Regions from separate parts of the Mus musculus genome. Here regions 1, 3 and 4 are each linked to region 2. Evidence: chromatin loops called from intact Hi-C (ENCODE). Cell type or tissue: left cerebral cortex. All regions are shown on one strand. Region 1 overlaps Atrnl1 (attractin like 1). Region 2 overlaps Ablim1 (actin-binding LIM protein 1). Region 3 overlaps Ablim1 (actin-binding LIM protein 1). Region 4 overlaps B230217O12Rik (RIKEN cDNA B230217O12 gene).

Region 1 (5,000 bases), 580 kb after region 2:
GTTTGTAGAGGCCAAAAGAAGATATTGCACCCCCAGAACTGGAGTTACAGACAGTTGTAAGCCTCTATGTGGGTGCTGGATATTGAACCTGTGTACCCTAGAAGAATAGCCATTGCTCTTAACCACTGAACCATCTCTCTAGTCCCTTACCACATTTGATTTCATTAAAACCCTTTTATATCTAGAAGTCCAGGGGTAAAGTAATGAGAGGTGCTCTCAGATGCTTCTAGAGACATAGCCACAGGAGTCATTTGTCATTTTTTTCTTTTCTTTAAGAAGATAGAAATTGCTAATGGGAAAATTTTTCTTCAGGAATAAAGTATTTGAAATACTTCTGAATCAGTGGTTTATTATGGGATCTCGTCATACTACATATAATGTATCCAGATGTGTACACATTGGAAGTATATGTATAGCAGAATAGAGGCAGTCACGGGCATTAAAACATGTCTTCTGTGACTGTGTAAGTGGTGGCCTGTGTCTTAAGGTGCTAGAACTAAGTAAGTTCTTGGTTCTCTTAAGTTTTAGGAGTTCAAAATATCTCTCCTTAACATATCTATTCAGAATATTTATTTACGTCTCTATAAACATCACGCTTGGAGCCGGGCGTGGTGGGGCACACCTTTAATCCCAGCACTCGGGAGGCAGAGGCAGGTGGATTTCTGAGTTTGAGGCCAGCTTGGTCTACACAGTGAGTTCCAGGACAGCCAGGGCTATACAGAGAAACCCTGTCTCGAAAAACCGAAAAACAAAAAAAAAAAACAAAAAACAAAAAAAAAACAAACAAAAAAAACCCAAAAAACAAAAAAACAAAACAAACAAACAAAAAGAAACCAAAACATCACACTTGGAATTGTGCAGGTGCTTCAGACGTTGAGGGGAGCCCTTGAAATCAGAGTTTTGTTAGCAGAAGACATCTTGTGAATGAACTAAGACGCGCAGCATAAGTAACAGTGAGCTGAGAGGCGTGGAGGAGATGGAATGACAGCTGGGACCTGGGAGGCCGAGGCAGGCAATATACGAATGGTATCTGAGCCCGCGAATTATGTTTTGCAGGATCAATTCCTGTCCTAACAACTGCTCTGGTCATGGAAAGTGTACAACCAGTGTCTCTGTTGCAAGTCAAGTGTATTGTGAATGCGACAAATACTGGAAAGGGGAAGCATGTGACATTCCTTACTGTAAAGCCAATTGTGGGAGTCCAGATCATGGCTACTGTGACCTAACAGGAGAGAAACTCTGTGTCTGCAACGATAGTTGGCAAGGTAAGGCGGCGCTGGGATGGCATGGGGTTGGTGCGGGGTTGGCGCGGGGATGGCCGGGATGGTACGGGTTTGGCCGGGGATGATGCGGGGTTGGCCGGGAATGGCGTGGGGTTGGCCGGGGATGATGCGGGGATGGCTGGGGATGGTGCGGGGTTGGCCGGGGATGGCGTGGGGTTGGCATGTGGGCGGCTGAGGGTGGCTAGTGGCCACGTGGAGATGGTGGGTGCAATGCTACACGCATTGATTTAGTTTGCACACCCAATACTCAGGTGTTTTTGTTTTTTGGCTTTTTTGCGGGGGCTGGGGATGGTATGTTTAGGTTAACAGTTAAGTTCTTAGCATCTGCATTTTCATAAATAAAGTTGGGAAAGACCTGTCTACATGCTGTTTTAGAGATTAAGTGAAGTTACAGGTTAAACTTAAAATTGGAGGCATGTGATCGTTATAATCCTCTGTACTCTTTTTGTTGACTCCTCAGAGCCTGGATGACGTCACCAGACTTACTCTGTGGTGTCTTCAAATTTACCTCATAATTGGTAACATACTGTACTGCAAAAAGTAAATTCAGTTTTACAGTTATAGGAGTGCTTAAAATGTTTTTCTTAGGAAAGACTGACCCCTTGTGGCTATTTTAAAAAAAGGACAGAGACTATTTCAATAAATAAAAGTTTAGCTGCTTGCTGTAAAAGTCAGATTCCTTGAAAAGAATTCTAAAATCTTCTGTCTGTCATTAAAGATTAGCTTTAAAACACATTGAAGAGTTTTGGGTTTCTTAAGCATATTAAGTCATATATTTCTCATTGTGGAGACAAACTAAAGGATACGTATAGTTATCTGGAATCATCTCTTCAGGTCTAATTTGCTGGTTCCGTTTGCAGAGAAGCATCTTTGTGCTAATATAGTACTTTTTGACAGAGGGAACTTTGATGCACACATTACATAATCCAGAGGCGTATTAAACACACGACAGCAGTTGGAGCAGTTCTCGCTGACCTAAGAACCACACAGGCACACTATAGCAGTGATTTCCTGCAAAAGGGCTTTTATTATTGATAATATATTATTTATGGTTATGACAAGTGTAAATTCTCAAGTGTTTATTAGTAGTGGGGCTGTGTATTTTAAGTTAGTTAATCACTTGCCAATTTTGTGTCCTCAGAAAGTGCTTTGAGGCTTTTTCCAACTTAAAATTTTAAACTAAAATCTTTTCATTTTCCATAGTGATAGTTGTAGATAAATGGCATTTAAAGTTCAGCTAGAGAAGTCAAATATGGCTTATATACAGTGCTTTCCACACGAGACTCATCTAGTTCTGTGACTCAGCATAACAGAGCTGAGCAAAAGATACAGAAAGCCTTCCCCCACATTAGCATAGCTCTCCCTAACAACATTTGCCAGAATGAATGGTGTGCCTGTTAAAACTGGCGAACCTACATCAATAGATCACTGCTACCTAAAGTCATGGTTTATATTAGAGTTGTATTGGTTAAAGGTACCATGGCATCCACCCACCTTACAGTATAGCGCAGAAGCGTTTCTCACACCCTGTACTCCGCCTCGTCATAGGTCCTTCCCTCAGCTGTCAGCAGCCAGTGACCTTCTTCTGTCTCCGTAGTTTTGGCTCTTCTGAATGTGATATGGAGTCTCTATGGCACTCTTGGTGTATTCTGAGAAGTTTATGCGGTTTAGTAGTGCACAAGTGAAGATGGGTGTGCTCTCCTTAAGTGATACAATCATTGATACCATGTTGTACATATGTGGTCTGTTGTTGATGGCAACATTGTTCTGTGATGGGTGACTGTAGCAGAAACTATGTAGCATGTAGGGTTAAGGGGTACCTTCTTTTACTTGGCATTCTGTGTTAAAGTTTCTCTCCTGTGCTCCAGTGACTTGCAGCCCATTTATTTGTAGAATGAGCAATGTTCATTGTGTGGATGTACTGCAGTTTCTCTGTTGATTCATTAGGACCTCTCGGTTCCTTCAGGTATTTTTAATGTAATATCATTTCTTTTAATTTTATGTATCTTTTGGAACAGGATTCACAATGTAGCTCAGGCTGGCCTCAAACTTTTGGTGATCTATCATAGACCCTTGAATGTATAGAATTTTTCAAATATTAAATCACATTAGGAAAAAGGTGTTTTGGAAAACGTTTATCTCTTAAGTTTATCTGTAATAATTGGATAAAGAAGATATTTTAAAACTAAATAAAAATCAAAACATAAAAAATTTACTTTATGTTCACGTGTAAAGAATAATCAGTTTCTCAGGGGCCTCCAAGATGTGGCAATATGCTATAGCAACTGCCTCAATCCAAGTGGCTTTCAGTTTTTTCCTTTATGTGACTTTCTGAATCCTTGGGCTTTTGTTAGAGCAACATAAGTATTTAAAACTTGATTGAGCAGAAGGGAAGTTGTGGTGCTGTTTGGAAGAGACCAGTGTCTTTCCAGCATTGATGAATTCCTTTTTGCAAACAGAGCTCACTGAGTTTTAGATCTGGCAGCTACATACTGTATTTCTAGTCTAACCTTACAGCCAGTGTGGATACCATGGTCAGTGGGATGTGCAAAGGAGTGCCATGTGTACATATACAAACTAGCTCACTCTGATATTTCTCTGGCCGATGCCGACAGCTCTAGTAACCAAAACACCCACCGCCCATTAGTGCTTCTGGAGGTTGGAGGTCTTAGATTAGAAATGAGAAAAACCAGGTTCTGGGGAGGGTTATCTTGGTTGCCTTCTTGCTGTGTTTTCCTCTGTCAGAGCTATGGCAAGAACACATGCGTGTGCATCTCGCACACTTTCTCATCCATCACATTAGGGTTTAGGGCTTATATCTAGCAATTTTGGTAAACCCAAACAAGCATTCAGCCTGTAATGTGCTGATTCTTAGAGTGGATGATTCTTATAGTCACTTCAATTTATTAAGAAATCATCCCAGCTCACAGGCTTATTTTCGGTAAGTCAACTAACCTGTCTAGTTATTAATTTCATCTTCTTTAGAAAGATACATTGACATTTGTCTGGGTCCTAGGATGACAACTCTATAAAGTATTAAAATGTATTCATTCGTACGATTCTGTTTGTATGTGGTGTATGCATGTGCGCATATGGTATGTGCATGTCTATGTGTGGAGGGCAAGAGGCTGACCCTGGGTGTCTTCTGAGATTGCTATGTACTTTATTCGTTGCGGTGGGCGAGGGGAGCTCTCTTCCTGAACTGGAGCTCATAAGTAGGCTAGACTTGGAACTCCCAAGGATCCACTTGTCCCTTTCCCTCAGTGCTGGGTTACTGTGGATGTGTGCCATCACTGTCAGCTTTGGGGTGGATGCTGGTGATCCTAACGTGGAGCCTCATGCTGGCTCAGCAGCCATTTAACAACTGAGCCGTCTCCCTGCTCTGAAATAGTTTCCTAAGGACTAACGCTATAGTGACATTTCCTTTTTTAGTAAGTAGATACTTGATAATAGCTCTTGATTTAATCATCTCTTTTTGTAACCAAGCTTAATGCATTTTATTAACCTATAAAATTTGCATTTGTGAATAATACTTGAAGATTAGACATACTGTTTAGGTATTCTGTGAACACGAGACCAGACTAATAAAATTGGTAGTTTGGTTTTTTTTTTTTTTGTGCCTAGAATAAATGTTAACCAGGATGCTTTCCGTTCTACTTTATTATTTTAAATGTCTGTGTATATAGCCTTGGTGGCTGTAATGATCAGAAATAGGTC
Region 2 (5,000 bases):
ATTTACACTTTCCTTCCTACCTCTTATGACCCCCTGTTCACACTTTCCTTCACACCTCCTGTGACCCCCATTCACACTTTACTTCACATCTTCTATGACCCCTCATTCATACTTTCCTTCACACCACCCATGAGTCCCCATTCACACTTTCCTTCCCACCTCCCATGACACCCCACCCCCATTTACACTTTCCTTTCCACCTCCTATGACCCCCTGTTCACACTTTCCTTCACACCTCTCATGACCTCCCATTCACACTTCCCCTTGCTACCCTAACTTCCCTAACATTTCAGTGCATATCTGCTTCTTTGCTGACTGGCTCCAGCTTGACTGTCTACAACCACGTGTTCCCAGTGACAAGAGTCGAGTGAGTTTTGTAGTGAGTGAAATGTTTACAATTGAATCCAAAAGGCCTTTAACTAGCACTATAAAGAGGATTTCAGAGGGAGCACCTCTTGCTTTTAGGATTTGTCCTCTCCTATGTTATTAGTAAGCTGACAGACTACCTTACTCACCAAGCTTCCTTATGGTCCTCAGGAGCTATAGCCTATCGCTAGGGCTCAAAGCTTTGATGGGTAAGGATGGCCTTCCTAGAGAGAAGAAGCTAGGCATGACCTTGCCAATGGTTAGCTTGATCCATCCACTCATATACTTTCCAAATATGCCAATAATTATATCAAATTTTAAGTTTACTTTAAAGTATTATGTGTGTGTCTCTGTGTATACATGCATGCGTGTATGTGTGTGTGTGTGTGACTTGTGTCTATACATGTGTGCATGAATGTTGTGTATGACTTGTGTGTATACATACATGTATGTGTTTGAGTATCTGAGTGTATACATGCATGCATGCGCATGACTTGTGTGTACACATGCATGTGTGTGAGTGTCTGAGTATATACATGCATGTGTGTGACTTGTGTGTATATACATGCGTGCATATGTGAGTGTGTGTACATGCATGAATGTGTGTATGACTTGTGTGTATACATGTGTGCATGTGTGTGTACATGCATGCATGTGAGTATGTAAGTGTATACACCCATGCAAGTGCGTATGAGTAGGCCAGAGGTCAATGTCAAGCGTCTCTTTCAATTAATTTATTTTTTTGAGACCGTTCTTGATAGACCTGCAGCTCACTAGGTCACACTTGCTGGACAGCAGACCCCAGGAATCCTTCTGTTTCCACCACCCAGCACCAACATGGCAGGAACATGCTGCCAAACTGGGAACTGTGTTCTGGGAATTGACCTTAGTCTTCAGGTTTTGTGACAAGCACTTCACCGGCTGAGCTACCTCCCCATCCCTTCCGTGTCTTTAAAATAACTCATGGTTCTACAAAATAAGTGTCATAACTGATAGAAGTAGTAATAGAATAGCTTGTAGTGTTTATTTGGTGACAAGATACATGCATTCAAAGGAAGTTTATTAATGTATCTAATTTCTGTCCCAAAGGGGCATCCTCTATGAACAAAGAAAGCCACAGGCCACGACTACGCTGGCACATACCAGTGGACTGTGAGAAGAGGTGGGATGTTAGCATTTTTGTTGGATGTCAGATATTGGTCTAATCTAATGATCTCATTCCTTATAGACAAACTGGCACATTTACTTTCCAAGTCCTGAGTTAGTAGGTAGGTGGCGCAGTCAGATTTTAAGTGACCTAAACTTCATTTCCAAGCCAAATTTCTGCTTGATATTTTGCTACTCCAGAGGAAGGTACTGGAAGAATACAAAACAATAACACACAACAATAATAATAGACACACACACACACCACCCAAGAAAGTACACACAGCACACATGCACCTTTAAAACCACGAAAAGCCAACATTTCCCTTTTGCATATATGTCTTGAACTTTAAAAAAGACACCTGAGCAATGACTCGAAGGCCAGTCTTTATGTACTTTGTTCAGAAAGTTACCCTGACCTCTGAAATTCTGAAATCCAGTGGTAGCTAACAGCCCAGGACAATTAACCGTCTGTAGATGCAGTGCAGCAAGCAAACCACCAGATGGCACTATGGGAAAAATGCAAGTCCCTTGCCAGACTGGGGACCTTAATGCAGGCTGTGTTCTAGAATAAAACCCAGATTGGGAATCAGCAAGAAGAGGAATAATTATAAATACACAAAATTGCTATAAAACAATAAATACTAGTGTGCATAACTGGGAACAAATCAAAGCCAGCATCACATTTTCATGCCTTTTGAGGGAGCGGTGTTGAGACAGGATTTTCCAAGCTCCTGCTGTATCCCAAAGTCTAGCATGACATATGTGCCTCAAGTGTTTGGTTCGTCTTATGCAAGTCTAGGCACCGTGGGATGCTACAGTCTACAATCTTCTCTGGCCTTGGCTGGAGGGCCCAGTTAAGTCCACTACTTGATAATATTTCTCTGAATGGAGTCCAATCAGGTTACAGATGACTCCAACTTAAATAATGAATAAGACAGAAAGGGCGTGCAGTGAGAAAGCATGGTCTGTCAGTCTCCAGGGTCAAGCTGTAATAACAATGAAAATAAATAAAGGGGCTGGGTGTATGGCACACACCTCTAATCCCAGCAGGCATATCCCCATGAGTTCGAGGCCAGCCTGGTCTACAAAGCCAGTTATAGGACAACAAAAGCACACAGAGAAACCTCGCCTTGAAAACCCAACCAACCAACCAAACAAACAAAATGGTAAGTGAGAAAATTAGAATAAATTGAAGGAGCTGAGGGAAACAGCGTATGGTCAGGGTGCGAGGTGGCAGTAGGTAACCTCTAACCCTAGGAGCTAGCACAGGGGAGAGAGCCCTCTAGGCTGAGAAACTCTGGCCCAGCAGAGGGTCAGGCCTGCACACTGAGCTGTAGTGAGCCGTAGACAGGGCCACAGCAGGGGCCACAGCCACACTGAGCATGTGCAAGTTTGCCCCTCCTCACTGAGCATGTGCAAGTTTGCCCCTCCTCACTGAGCATGTGCAAGTCTGCCCCTCCTCGTTGCTCTTCAGTTTCTTGAATCCATATAAGCATCTCCAAGGAGCTGATTGTCATTACCCTATTTTCCCGATGAAGGGACTGGGATCACGGTGACTGTCACATGACAATCGAAACCAGCATGTGCTAACACCTTCGGTTGAAACCCAGTAATCCATTCAAGGAACCCCAGCTATCTGCTCAGCCATACCGCCTTCCCCTCCATTCATCCTCCATTAACATGTCAGAAACTGAAGCTGCTTAAATTTAAGGGTGAGGTCTTACATCTCATGATCCCTAGAAATGTACTTCCAAGTTATCTGAAGTCCAAGATACCCTATGTATGACCTCCTTCCCTTAACAACCTGCCCCCAACACACACACACACACGCACGCACGCACGCACGCACGCACGCACACGCATGCAACCTCAGGCCCAAACGGCTAATTTCTTACCTCTCTGTACCCTCGTTTAGGAGGTCATGGGATAGGTTCTGAGTCCCTCACATCACCAGGTACAGAGCCCTTCAGAGTGTCGGCAAAGTCTGACATAGCTTAGTCCCAAACAGTGGTTCTTATTAGAGGTGAGTGAAACGGGACACTGGATGGCCATATTGTTTGCAATCCCTGGGAATCCATTACCTCTCCAAGGCTCTGTCTCTCCTGCTTGTCCTCATAGCCTGATGTGTAGAAAGGCTCATAGGTAATGAGATCTGGACGCTCGATGTCATAGATCGCCTTGACCTTGGGGATGGCTGCTAAATCCTTGTAATCCAGGATTTCATTGTCTACTTTTGCCTGGCAGAGTTAAACAGCGAGAAAAGTTAATCCTCTATTTCAGTTTGTCGAGAAATTATCCTCAGTGCCATTTACGGCCTTGCTTAAAATGGGATTCTTAAACCAAGCCAAACGCCTTGCTGCGTGATGTCACATCCTTTAGGAAGGATCAATGCCCCTATTAATCAACGCGTCTATTAATCACGCTTAAAAATAAAATATCATCAATGGCTTAGAATGGGCGTGTATAGAATTTAGTGAATAAAGAAATATTTCAACCTTCAGAATAGTTTCTCAACACAGAGAAAAAACTCAAAGAGATGGTCAATAAATCTTTTCAGATAGCTAAATATAAGTACTGTATATTGAATAAACTAAATATGTAAATATCTTTGTGGCAGAATTTAATAACATCAGCAGCAGCATTATAAAATGGGCAGTTAATCCCCCAAATATCTGCACACATGTTAGGTGCAACAAGCTTTTAAGCTCTATCTATACCATGTGACTGCACCTTTGGGATCTTCTAACAGGATCCCAGGGGATCAGCTTCCTTTCTTGGCTTCTCCATCCGATGGTTCTAATCCCAGACCCACCTGCTCCCCCAAGTGTCCCTTCTGGAAGTGATACTTACATAGATAGTATGGCCTGGTGAACCAGGGATGCTGGAGCCTGGTCTAGAATAGATACTTTCAGAGGAGGTCCTGGTGGGCTGCAAAATAAACAGCGAGTGGCCTGTCAGACTTCTGAACAGCCCAGGCACCCAAGCCTCATGGAAAACTCAACCAGCTAAGAAAGGAGAGACCCGTGAGCATGGCGTAGGACAGGAGGTATACCCTTGAAGGAAAGGGCCTGAAATGTCCAGGTGGCTTTCATGGCCCTTTCACTTCCTTGTCGCTTACAGAACCTTGGGCTTGAAACTAGAGCATATCTTGAAGCTGTGCGTTTCAGTCCAGCTCCATGTCAGCCCAGTGTCCCAGCTCCAGTCACCAGCTCTAGTCTTCAGAACCACAGCAGAGCACACCCTGGGCTTTCCTTGCCTCTCACGGGCTTCCTGCTCACCTCTGCCCTCCTTCTGTCCTCTTGGCACCATGGGGATTATTTCAAGAGAGAAACCTTTGTGGAACCTGGTTCCTTGTCACAGTGCTGATTTTGCCTCGGTGGCCAATTTAGTGTGAAATCACAGCTGCTGGGGCCTCAGTATCAGGTCCCAGTCTCCTTCTTCCTTGTCATTTATCACCTGCCCTCTCAAGAGCAGGCCTTGTGTCC
Region 3 (5,000 bases), 49 kb after region 2:
TGGCCAGGACTCGAACCAGCTGTGTGGAGAGACCACAATCCTGTGCTTGCCAATATCTCTGCAGGTGCGGTGAAGGATAAAGGCACCAGTGTGTGTGTGTGTGTGTGTGTGTGTGTGTGTGTGTGTGTGTGTGTGTGTGTGTGTGTGTGTGTGTGTGTGTGTGTGTGTGTGTGTGTGTGTGTGTGTGTGTGTGTGTGTGTGTGTGTGTGTGTGTGTGTGTGTGTGTGTGTGTGTGTGTGTGTGTGTGTGTGTGTGTGTGTGTGTGTGTGTGCGCGTGCGTGCCTTCACTGCGGTCCCTCTCCTGGGGCTGCTCTGAGCCTTTCTGGCTTCAGGCAGAGACAGATTGGAAGCCCAAGAAATAAAAATCAATCTTCTAGCTTCAATAGTTTGAAACTAGTTTAATTCTTTTTTTTTTTTTTTTTTGGTTTTTCGAAACAAGGTTTCTCTGTGTAGCCCTGACTGTCCTGGAACTCACTCTGTAGACCAGGTTGGCCTTGAACTCAGAAATCCGCCTGCCTCTGCCTCCCAAGTGTTGGGATTAAAGGTGTGCACCACCACTGCCGAGCTTGAAGTTGCTTTTTAAAAATATTTTTAAAAAACTTCTCTGTGCCTCTCTGTCTGTCTCTCTCTCTCTCTGTCTCTGTGTGTGTGTGTGTCCCCGTGTCCATGAAGGCCTGGAGAGAGCACTGGTCCTTGGGAGCTGTAGTTACAGGCAGTTGTGACCACCTCATATGGGTGTTAGAAACTAAACCTGGGACCTCTGGAAAAGCAGCGAATGCTGTCAACCCCTGAGCCATCGCTCCAGTCCCTAAGTCAACTCTGAAGTGCGAGACCCAGAGTCCTTGCGGTTGAGTCCTTGCGGTTGAGTGATGTAACCACAATCTTCTACTAGTTTTGAGTTTTGCCTTCTGCGTGCAGTGCCGTCACCTATGCATAAAGATGACAAACAACTGCCTGTATCACTTCTGAGACTTAGAGATCATTTCTTTTGTCAAAACTTCTAATTTTTCCTCTTGCTTGTTTAGGCATCTGATGTGTGAATTTTTCTCTATGTTTACATCATGGTAATACCTGTCTTTCCTGGTCATGAAGACTCCTGAAGACTATTTATGTATCTACAGATGACTAATACTCCCTGAAATACACACAAAGACACACACACACACACAGAGACTGTAAGTCCCACCCATATCCCCAAACCAGGTGTTTGTTTCATCCTGGGAATCTCTGTGACAAAACTCAATGTCCCTGGTTGACACAGCTATAGTGAGTGACATAGGCCAGCTCTGTGGAGTCACACATTCTCAGGGCATGGGCTCAGTCTGCGAACTGAAGCAAGAGCCTAAAATGCTCTCCATTTTCTTTATCTCTCACTACAACCTTTATTCCTTGCATATCCCAGGAAAGTTCTGAGTTCAGGTCACCAGCACAGTCCACATCGCAGTAACTGCCTCAGATGGTGAGAATCCTGCAGCCAGGTCGTGACCCCGTCTCAGTCTTGAGACCCCACACCAAGCCATGTGAGAAGGAGCGAGGAGAGGGGTCTGCTCATGTGTAATGGCAAGATTTCTCAGGATGACAGCCTTCTCAGGGGATGCAAGGACTTTCCTTTGCCTCAGGTCCTTTGGGGTTCCCATGGTCTTACTGAAGCCAGAGGCAGTGTAGCCTGTGGGACTTTCAAAACCAGCAGAGATTGACTTTCTGGATCTCATGAATAAGAATTTATAAGCTTTCTTCCCTTCCAAATTCTGTAATGCACAGACCCACACTTCCTCTGCATTCTTCAAAGTGCCTGCCTGTCAACCTTTAAACGGAACACCTGCCCACAGCGGCACACAAGATATATCCTTTTGAAAAAAAAAATACACAGTGCAGACCTGTAGACACAGCTAGCAGATAAGAGTTCTGGAGCAATCGCTCAAGGCACGCTTTTGGCACTGAGAAGGTTAACATCCAAGAGCTGGGAAGGCCTGGGAAGACACACCCGCTGACCTTCCCCACCCCCCACCCTCATCTTAGGACTCTTCCTCTCACAGAGCAAATCACAGAAACTAGACTTTTCTTCTCTTGGCCAAAGCCCACCATAAAACCTTGAGATAATGCTCGGACCTACCCCACTTGTCTGTGTGGGAGCTGGCCAGAAAGACATTCTAGAGGTGATTCCTCTCTGGTCAGAGGAGTCCTGCCCTACCCCAGGGGGAATTGATGCTCCAAGCCAGTAGCTCCTGACCAGTCAGGTCCTCTGTCTCCTTTCGTTAGGTCACATGAGTTTGCCCTGTCACACAGCTGTCCATTCTCCACCCCAGCAAAGCATAAAAATGGAGTTTCCCTAAAGTCTTTGGGTATCCATTTTAAAACTGTCTGTGCCATATAAAACTTTACCTAAATACATTTGCTGTAGGTTTTGTTACGGGAGTGTTTTTGGCTGTGACTCTTATAATAAGTGACCAAGATTTCACTCCTGCCTTTTCCTGCCCCATCAGAGCCTTCTGAGCCTCTCTTCCTGCAGGCCAAGCTCCTGGATGACCTTTCCAAGGGTCATCAACTGCTGAGTGCAACGGAGAGCAAATGACCTCAAACACTGAAGCTCTCTGCACTGTGGACCTGAGATCTAGGGAGCAGCGAGAAGCTGGGCTTTAGTAAGGAGGAAATGTTGTTTCTAGGAGCACACGGGAAAAATGCCACACTTGTGCACATAACTCGCTGGTGCCTCCAGGTGGAGGTAAATACATTTATTTTTCAGTCAGAAACAGAACTCTGATAATAATGCCACGGCCCCATCCAGCCATATCACTAAAGATGGATTCCAGCAAACCAAGGCGGCCCAGTTCCCTCTCCCAGCTTCCTGATAGAGCAGTAAGGCTTTCTAGACTGGTCAGCTGCTCATGGAAATCACAGCCGCACCTTGCTCTTTGGAGAAACACTGTAAAACGTGGCCAACGCCACTTCTAAGAGACTCTGAGTATACAGCTAAGAAATTTACAGCTACTGCTGGGGTATGGGGCTGTCCAGAAATAGCTATAACGAGGCAGACGTAGTTTCATATGTATTTATCTTTTGGACGGAACAAACAGTACCATGCGCTGTTGGTAGAAGAGACAAATCAATGGACAAAAAACCTTCCAGCCACTGACTTCCGTGTTACCTGTGAGGTAGAAAAAAGACTGTGAACAGTAGTTCCCTGACAAAGCAGTAAGGGTCCATTCCCTCTCCAAACTCTAGAGTTTGAGACCCCCTGATATGGGAGTGGGGCATCTGGGGGAGGTTCGGGGTTTAAAAAACCTTCATTTTCCAGAAGTACAAAAACAACAAACCACCCACCCAAACTGGACAAACAAACGAAAGACCTGGGTTTGCGTGGACACACCCAATACCCACATATCAAAACACCTTTATCTGCAGAATAAAAAGGCTGTGGGTGATTCCACTCACTGTGAGAGTTTCTTTTTCATTTTAAATTGAAGTTCCCGGATGCACTCAAGATATAGATGCCTGACTATACAAACCACATCAGGGACAAATACCAGATGGCCTTTGAGGGCAAAGAGAAGGAGGCATATACCACCCCACCCCCATCCCAACAGATGTGCCCTCAGATAAAGGTCAGACAACAACCTAAATGATAAGGCTAAAATGCTAGTCTGATTCCTTTCCTGGGACTCTGCAGAACTCCTTCAGGTGCGGGCCACTCTCCCCCCTCCCCCTACACACACACTGGAGGCTCTGCCAAAGTCTGGAGGCATTTGAGGTTGTGGCTGGGGAGGGAGGTACCACTGTCACCGGGCAAGTGCAGGCGAAACCTGATGTTCAACATCCTTCAGGACAGTCCCCAGCCACAAAGCATGACTCCATCCAAAATGTCAGCAGTGCAAAGGCTGAAAACCCTGTTCTGAAGGGCTCAGCAGATTACAAAACCCCTGTGGCTCTGTCTGCCTGGTCTTCCAGATAAGCTGCAATCGCTGCAGAGGAAGCCCTTTGTGGCCCTGGTGCAGCATTCCCTGTGGCTGGTAGATGAACCGCTGATACAGGGTTAAACTCACTGACCCATGAAAACGCTTAAGCAACCCCACTTAAAACATCTCCTCACAACTTCCATTCACAGCTCCACAAGAGGTCTGGCACCACACCTGCTTAAAAGTAATTCGTGCCTAGAAGCCTGGCAAAATCAGCCACTGGAAGCACCTGAGACCCAGCCAGCCTTTTGATCCGTTACAGAATGGCAACAATTATATTTTAATTAGGTTTTTTTTTTTCATTTACCTGTCAGAACCTGTTTGGATAATCTAAATAACTTCACATCCTCTTAACACTCCTCGGCAGCCACAGGGAGCCCGGCTCAGATTTCCTCCAAATCTACCAACCACCGCTCTCATCTACTTCCACCACAGTCTGGGTAACAACTTTCTCATCTAAAAAATCATCTTCAGAGCTACCACAACAAACTTTGAAAGGTCCATACAAAATACAATAAACTTTCCGATAAAACTGCAAGAACGGCTGGGCTCTTAGGACAACTATTTTTCCTAAGACTGGACCCCACTCACGTGGTGAGCGGTCACACGTGAGGGCTCTTTCAAGCTGTAGCTGAAACAAATAAGAGTCTTGTCCAAGGGCTGGAGAGGTGGCTCAATGGTTAGAGCAGGGGCTGCTCTTCTAGAGGACCAGGGTTCAGTCAGTTCCCTGTACCCACATGGTAACTCACACCAGTTCCAGGGGACCCGACACTCTCAGACAGAAGCACATACACAAAAACACCACCAAGGCACACACATAAGGTAAAAATAAAAACCTATGGAAAAAAGGAGTACTATCCAAACATATTAATCTTCACTTATAGTCATGAGGATCTTATTAAAGAAAAATATTCACACATTACAGTAATGAATAGAGAAAGAGTTCATCTCATCTTCAATACCAGCTCCTCCTAACTGTGACTCTGAAAACCTCTCTTCTTCCCAGAAGCAAATTCCTCAAAGCTCTCAAACCCAAAAGCAAGTGTG
Region 4 (5,000 bases), 260 kb after region 2:
TCAGAACAGAGAGGGTACAGACTGAAGGAAGATTTAGCTGGAAGCACATAACTGTCTGGAGGTCCTTCTCGCTCTCCCTCTCTCTCTCTTCTCTCTCTCCCTCTCTCTGTCTCTTTCTCTCTCCCTCTCTCTGTCTCTTTCTCCCTCTCTCTGTCTCTCTCTCCCCCTCTCTCTTTCTCTCACTATCTCTCTGTCTCTGTCTGTCTGTCTGTCTCTCTCTCTCACACACACACACACACACACACACACACATGCGTGCACACGTGCGAAGTCAAAAACAGTTGGGAGGTAGAGTTGGGGCAGGGTTTGTTGATTTGATGAGAGTTAAGAAGGTCCGCTGACTCTCTGGGTTCTGGCTTCAACCAGAAGAGTGTATGGTTCTCGCGTCCAGTGGGATGGAAAAGAGGAAAGAGAAAACATTGTGCAGTCAAGTCTGAGACTCTGCTCTGGCCATGCGTTTGTGTTGTCTGTCTGTCCGTCCGTGAGACACAAATTCATATTCATGGTTTGATATTAAAGGTCTGCAGCTGAGTGATGAAGGAGTCTGAATAGAGGGAGGGGTCACAAGAGAGGGTAATGGGGGAGGGGTCACAAGAGAGGGTAATGGGGGAGGGGTCACAAGAGAGGGCAATGGGGAAGGGGTCACAAGAGAGGGTAATGGGGGAGGGGTCACAAGAGAGGGTAATGGGGGAGGGGTCACAAGAGAGGGTATGGAGAAAGAAACACCTATCTGAATGTGGTACTCCTGATAATGTTTTCATTTAAATACGTGGGAATTAGTAAGACTGTTCTTGAAGCTAGCTAATGTTTGAAAGGGAGGAGAGAGACCCAGAACTGAGTCCAGGAGAATGCTAATAAAAAACAAAGTCTGAGACAAGAGAAACTGGGATGGGAGAGAAGCTGTGAAGACAAGATGGCAGCCACCATCTCTCCAAGTGCAGGCAAACAGTTAACAAGTGGCTCTTAGGAAGAGAGACTCCTGTTTGAAGCATCAGCTGATTTCCGTGGCATAAACACCCTCCCCTCACCTGATTCCAGGCTACTGAGCCTATTGAACCTGGACTTGGAAAGAGGTGTGCACAATTAGCTGTCAGTCCTCATCGGTACAGGGTTCAGGACAATGCAGTTGCAGAGAGGAGCAGGAGATGCAGACAGGGAGATTGAATCTGGCATCCTGCACATTGCTGGAGACAGCAGCAAGGGTCAGTTCTGAATTATGGAACAGCCAAATTGTCCAATAAATACTTGAAGATGTTCAGCCAGGCGTGGCAGTGCACACCTTTAACCTCAGCACTCAGGAGGCAGAATAGGGCAGATCTCTGGGTTCAAGGCCAGCCTGGTTTACAGAATGAGTTTCAGGACAACACAGAGAAACCCTGTCTTGGAAAGGAGGAGAAAGAGAAGTGGAGGAGAAATGTTCATTTTTAACTGTCAAGAAAATGCAACTTAAAACTGTATTGAGATTTCATCTCACCTCAGTCAGCAGAAAAGCAAATGCCAACAAACTGTGGCAAGGATGTGGGGAGGGAGTGGGAGTGGCCTTTATTTATGCTGAAGGGAATATAGACTGACTGGTACAGCATGGTTTCTCAAAGGTGTGGGGGTTTCTCAGCAAACTAAAAGTAGCCTAGTTGGCAGAGCAGGGAGATACTTGTGTGTGGGTGTTGATTGCTGAATTATTCACAACAGCTAAGGAAGGAACCAGCCTAGATGCCTATCAACAGATGGTGGGCAAAAATAAATAAATAAATAAATAAATAAATAAATAAGTGGCATTTATACACAGTAGAGTGTTTATTCAGCTGTGATGACAGATGAAGTGTGTGATTTTTTTTTCCAGAAAAATGGATGGAACTGAAGACCATCATGTTAAGAGAAATAAGCCAGACTTGGAAAAGCAGACGTCTCAACTTTCCACATAAGAAGAATCGTGTGTGTGCTTGGAGGTGCTGACTATAGAAGAGAGGCCAAAGTGAATGGAGGAAAAGGTGGGAAGAGAGGATTATGGGGAAAGACAAAATGTTGCAATGTTTTCTTATTGTTGAGTCTACATCAGTATCTATAGCTATGACATAGAAGAGGAAGGGTAACTGTTCTGGGGGAGAGCTGGCCAGTGAGGGAAGGCAGGAAGGGACAGAAGAGAAGGGTAGGTAAACACAAACAAATTACAATTATGTGCGTGCGTGCGTGCGCACACGCTACGTAAAACAATAATATGAAAAGAATAGAACCTGGAGGAGGAAGAAGAGTCAAAACTGAGAAAACCACAAATACCTACAGCTCAGTGAGATTATGAGTCCCATTTCGATGAGCATCATGGGAGTGGAAGGTCAAGGTCTGGCATGGGACTTGCCTCTCTGTGAGGTTCCTGCACCATAGAGATATAAAGCTCAAAAGATATCGCAACGTAGAATCACAGGTGGGTTTTCCACTTGCAGTCTTCTGTCGACCCCTATTTTTAAGTTAAAAGCCTATTACTTTAAAATCACAAATAACTGAATTGCTTTGTGTACCTTCGGAATAACTGTAAAGTATGGCAAAGTATAACGGAACCATTATCTAGCAGAATGTGGCGGCTCACGCCGGTAATTCCAACGCTCAAGACACAAAGGAAGGGGAAATGACTCAACTTTGAGAGCTGGCTGTTCGACACAGCGAGTTTCAAATCAGTAGGGCTAAGTAGAGAGACCCTGCCTCATAGAATACCGAAACAAAGAAAACCTTATTTTCGGGAATCAACACAGGTTTCACGCTGCCAAATAGCGCCACCTAGTGTAACATCTGCACCTCAAATAAATATTTTGACTTGTGTTGCATTTTACAGCTTATGAATCAGCACACATTAAAATAACTGTGAACCTAAACACCTAAAGGTGCTACCTTGTAAACTCATATTCATAGATTCTAATTCTTCATTGGTTCACAGCACTGGATATGGGCTGGGACTGAGCCCGGTGTTTGGAACAGTAAGGCACACTCTGTTAGGACTACTCATGATAAGGAATCAGATGATGGTGACGTTAGTTTTTGATAAAAATCTGAAAGCTATCCTACTGAGACTCAAAGTTAACTATACTTTAAAAAGTAAGTAAGAAAAATTATATTTATTCTTCTTTGGAATCCAGTGATGGGTGGATGAGTTGCTTAGATTTCATCTGTTAGGGGTGTTTCGGTCTTTAGCTTTGTACAAAGATAGGGTTCTGTGATAATAATAAGCATGATAATTTTAATGCTGGGTGTACCCGTGCATCACACTGATCCCAGCACTTGGGAGACAGAGGCAGGACTTTTCCGTGGGTTCAAATTCCAGGTCAGCAATATATAGTGATACCCTGCCTCGAAGAAAGGAAGGAAGAATGGAGGGAAGGAGGGAGGGAGAGAGGGAGGGACGGAGGAAGAGAGGGTGGGAGAGAGAGAGGAAAGGAGGGGTAGGAAATAGGGAGGAAGGAAGGAGAGACGGAAGGAGGAAGGGAGGGAGGAAGGAGAAAAGGATAAAAGACTCTTTAATGGGAGGTAGGTGTGGATGCAATATACAATCAGGATCCTGTTTCTGCCATTCTGTACTATTTATGTGTAAACATGATAAGATTAGGCATGTATTTTGAACTCTAGCATGAAGTCATTTATAATAACAGTTTTGAGTGCCTGTAAAATCTCACACTGGCCGGGCATAGTGTCGCACACCTTTAATCCCAGCACTCGGGAGGCAGAGGCAGGCGGATTTCTGAGTTCGAGGCCAGCCTGGTCTACAAAGTGAGTTCCAGGACAGCCAGGGCTACACAGAGAAACCCTGCCTCAAAACCAAAAAAAAACAAAAAAACAAAAACAAACAAACAAAAAAAAAAAACAAAACCCCCCACACTGATAGGAACAACTTTTCTCTCCTTTTGTATGTCAGGGGAAAGTGCAAGCTATGAGCCTCCCAGATTTGGGGGAAATGCAGTGGTCAGCACATCGGGATACCGTGATGAGCCTCGCCTGAGAACACCAACTTCATGACCACGGCCGCTCCCTCGCCGGGTGACCATCTATCTGCACACGGATTTCTCCTCTACGTTAAGTAGGATCACAGGTGTTTGGTTTTAGGGGGTTCTTTAAATTTATTTTTGTTTTACGTGTCCGGGCATTTGCCTGCACGATCTATACCACTTACCTGATACCTCTGGAGGCCAGAAGAGGGTGTCAGATCCCTTGAAACTAGAGTCACAGGCAGCAGTGAGCAATCAGGTGGATATTGGGAATCAAACCCAGGTCCTCTGGACGAGCAGCCAGTGCTCTTAACCACTGAGCCATCTCTGTCACCCCTGGAGTCATGTTGTTGTTCAGTCACATTTATTTATTTATTTATTTATTTATTTACTTACTTATTTATTTATCGTGTGCACATGTGCATGTGTCTGTGTGTGGGGATGTCACAGGGCATGTGTGGAGGTCAGACGACAGACAACCTGCATCTGTAAGAATCTTTTTTCTCCTTCCACTATGTGGGTCCCAGGCAGGTTTGACAGCAGATGTCTTAACCCACTAAACGTAAGATCTTCATCTCACCAGGTCCCATAGTTAGTCGTTCATTGTTGCTATTTGAAGATAGAGAGGAAAGCATGGGATTTACAGACACTTCGACAAAATATCTGAGTTATTTCTAGCAATGCCCCAGTGGACTAGCAGAGTACAAGATAAATCCCCCAAAAGCATATAAAAACAATAGCCACATCACATAATCTGTTCAAAAATACAAAGAAAAGAGACCCCATTCACAGCATCGTGGAAGAAGTGCATGCTACCCCTAGAAATACAGAGAAATATAGAAAGTTCTATGACTGGTGAGAGTTGGACCCCATGTGGATTTAAATCTGTTTAATGATAGATGGAAAAATGAGAACTATATTGAGTTTGGCGTACTTTCAAAATGTGTGTGTGTCTTTTTTAAAAAAACTCTATGTATGTGTTTTTAGAGTGTTTTAGTAGATGCATGGCTTGTATAGCACAACATTAAGTTT

What was found. Peaks named below come from ENCODE experiments on the same cell type or tissue, not always from the same donor. Only the 100,000 strongest peaks of a DNase experiment are listed, where the experiment ranks them.
Region 1: a loop joins it to region 2, with 4 times the contacts of the local background. A loop is called at or near these places in 6 of 42 quality-filtered maps.
Region 3: it touches region 2 in a loop (2.3-fold over the local background); 7 of 42 quality-filtered maps call a loop at or near these places.
Region 4: it touches region 2 in a loop (5-fold over the local background); 20 of 42 quality-filtered maps call a loop at or near these places.

What each region holds. Positions count from the first base shown.
Region 1 is chr19:57,641,364-57,646,363 of GRCm38, forward strand. It overlaps Atrnl1 (attractin like 1), which reads left to right. Exons shown (of 29, transcript NM_181415.4): 5 at 1,057-1,265. Among named protein-coding and RNA genes, the nearest start is that of Atrnl1, 33 kb to the left of the region's middle. In left cerebral cortex, a CTCF peak has its summit at 1,893 (motif pointing left); DNase peaks (open chromatin) are centred at 1,802 and 2,725.
Region 2 is chr19:57,064,495-57,069,494 of GRCm38, forward strand. It overlaps Ablim1 (actin-binding LIM protein 1), which reads right to left. Exons shown (of 26, transcript NM_178688.4): 11 at 4,366-4,443; 12 at 3,597-3,752. Among named protein-coding and RNA genes, the nearest start is that of Afap1l2, 58 kb to the left of the region's middle. In left cerebral cortex, a CTCF peak has its summit at 2,004 (motif pointing right); a DNase peak (open chromatin) is centred at 2,030; H3K27ac peaks cover 324 bases.
Region 3 is chr19:57,113,321-57,118,320 of GRCm38, forward strand. The region is part of intron 6 of Ablim1 (actin-binding LIM protein 1); the gene reads right to left. Among named protein-coding and RNA genes, the nearest start is that of Ablim1, 100 kb to the right of the region's middle. In left cerebral cortex, CTCF peaks have their summits at 2,727 and 4,023; DNase peaks (open chromatin) are centred at 1,824 and 2,809; H3K4me3 peaks cover 1,622 bases; H3K27ac peaks cover 3,220 bases.
Region 4 is chr19:57,326,315-57,331,314 of GRCm38, forward strand. All of the region lies in intron 1 of B230217O12Rik (RIKEN cDNA B230217O12 gene), which reads right to left. It overlaps Gm50270 (a long non-coding RNA gene), which reads left to right. Exons shown (of 3, transcript XR_003952853.1): 2 at 1,841-1,988; 3 at 3,899-4,910. Among named protein-coding and RNA genes, the nearest start is that of Gm50270, 5.2 kb to the left of the region's middle. In left cerebral cortex, CTCF peaks have their summits at 2,771 (motif pointing left) and 4,147 (motif pointing right); DNase peaks (open chromatin) are centred at 1,596 and 2,740.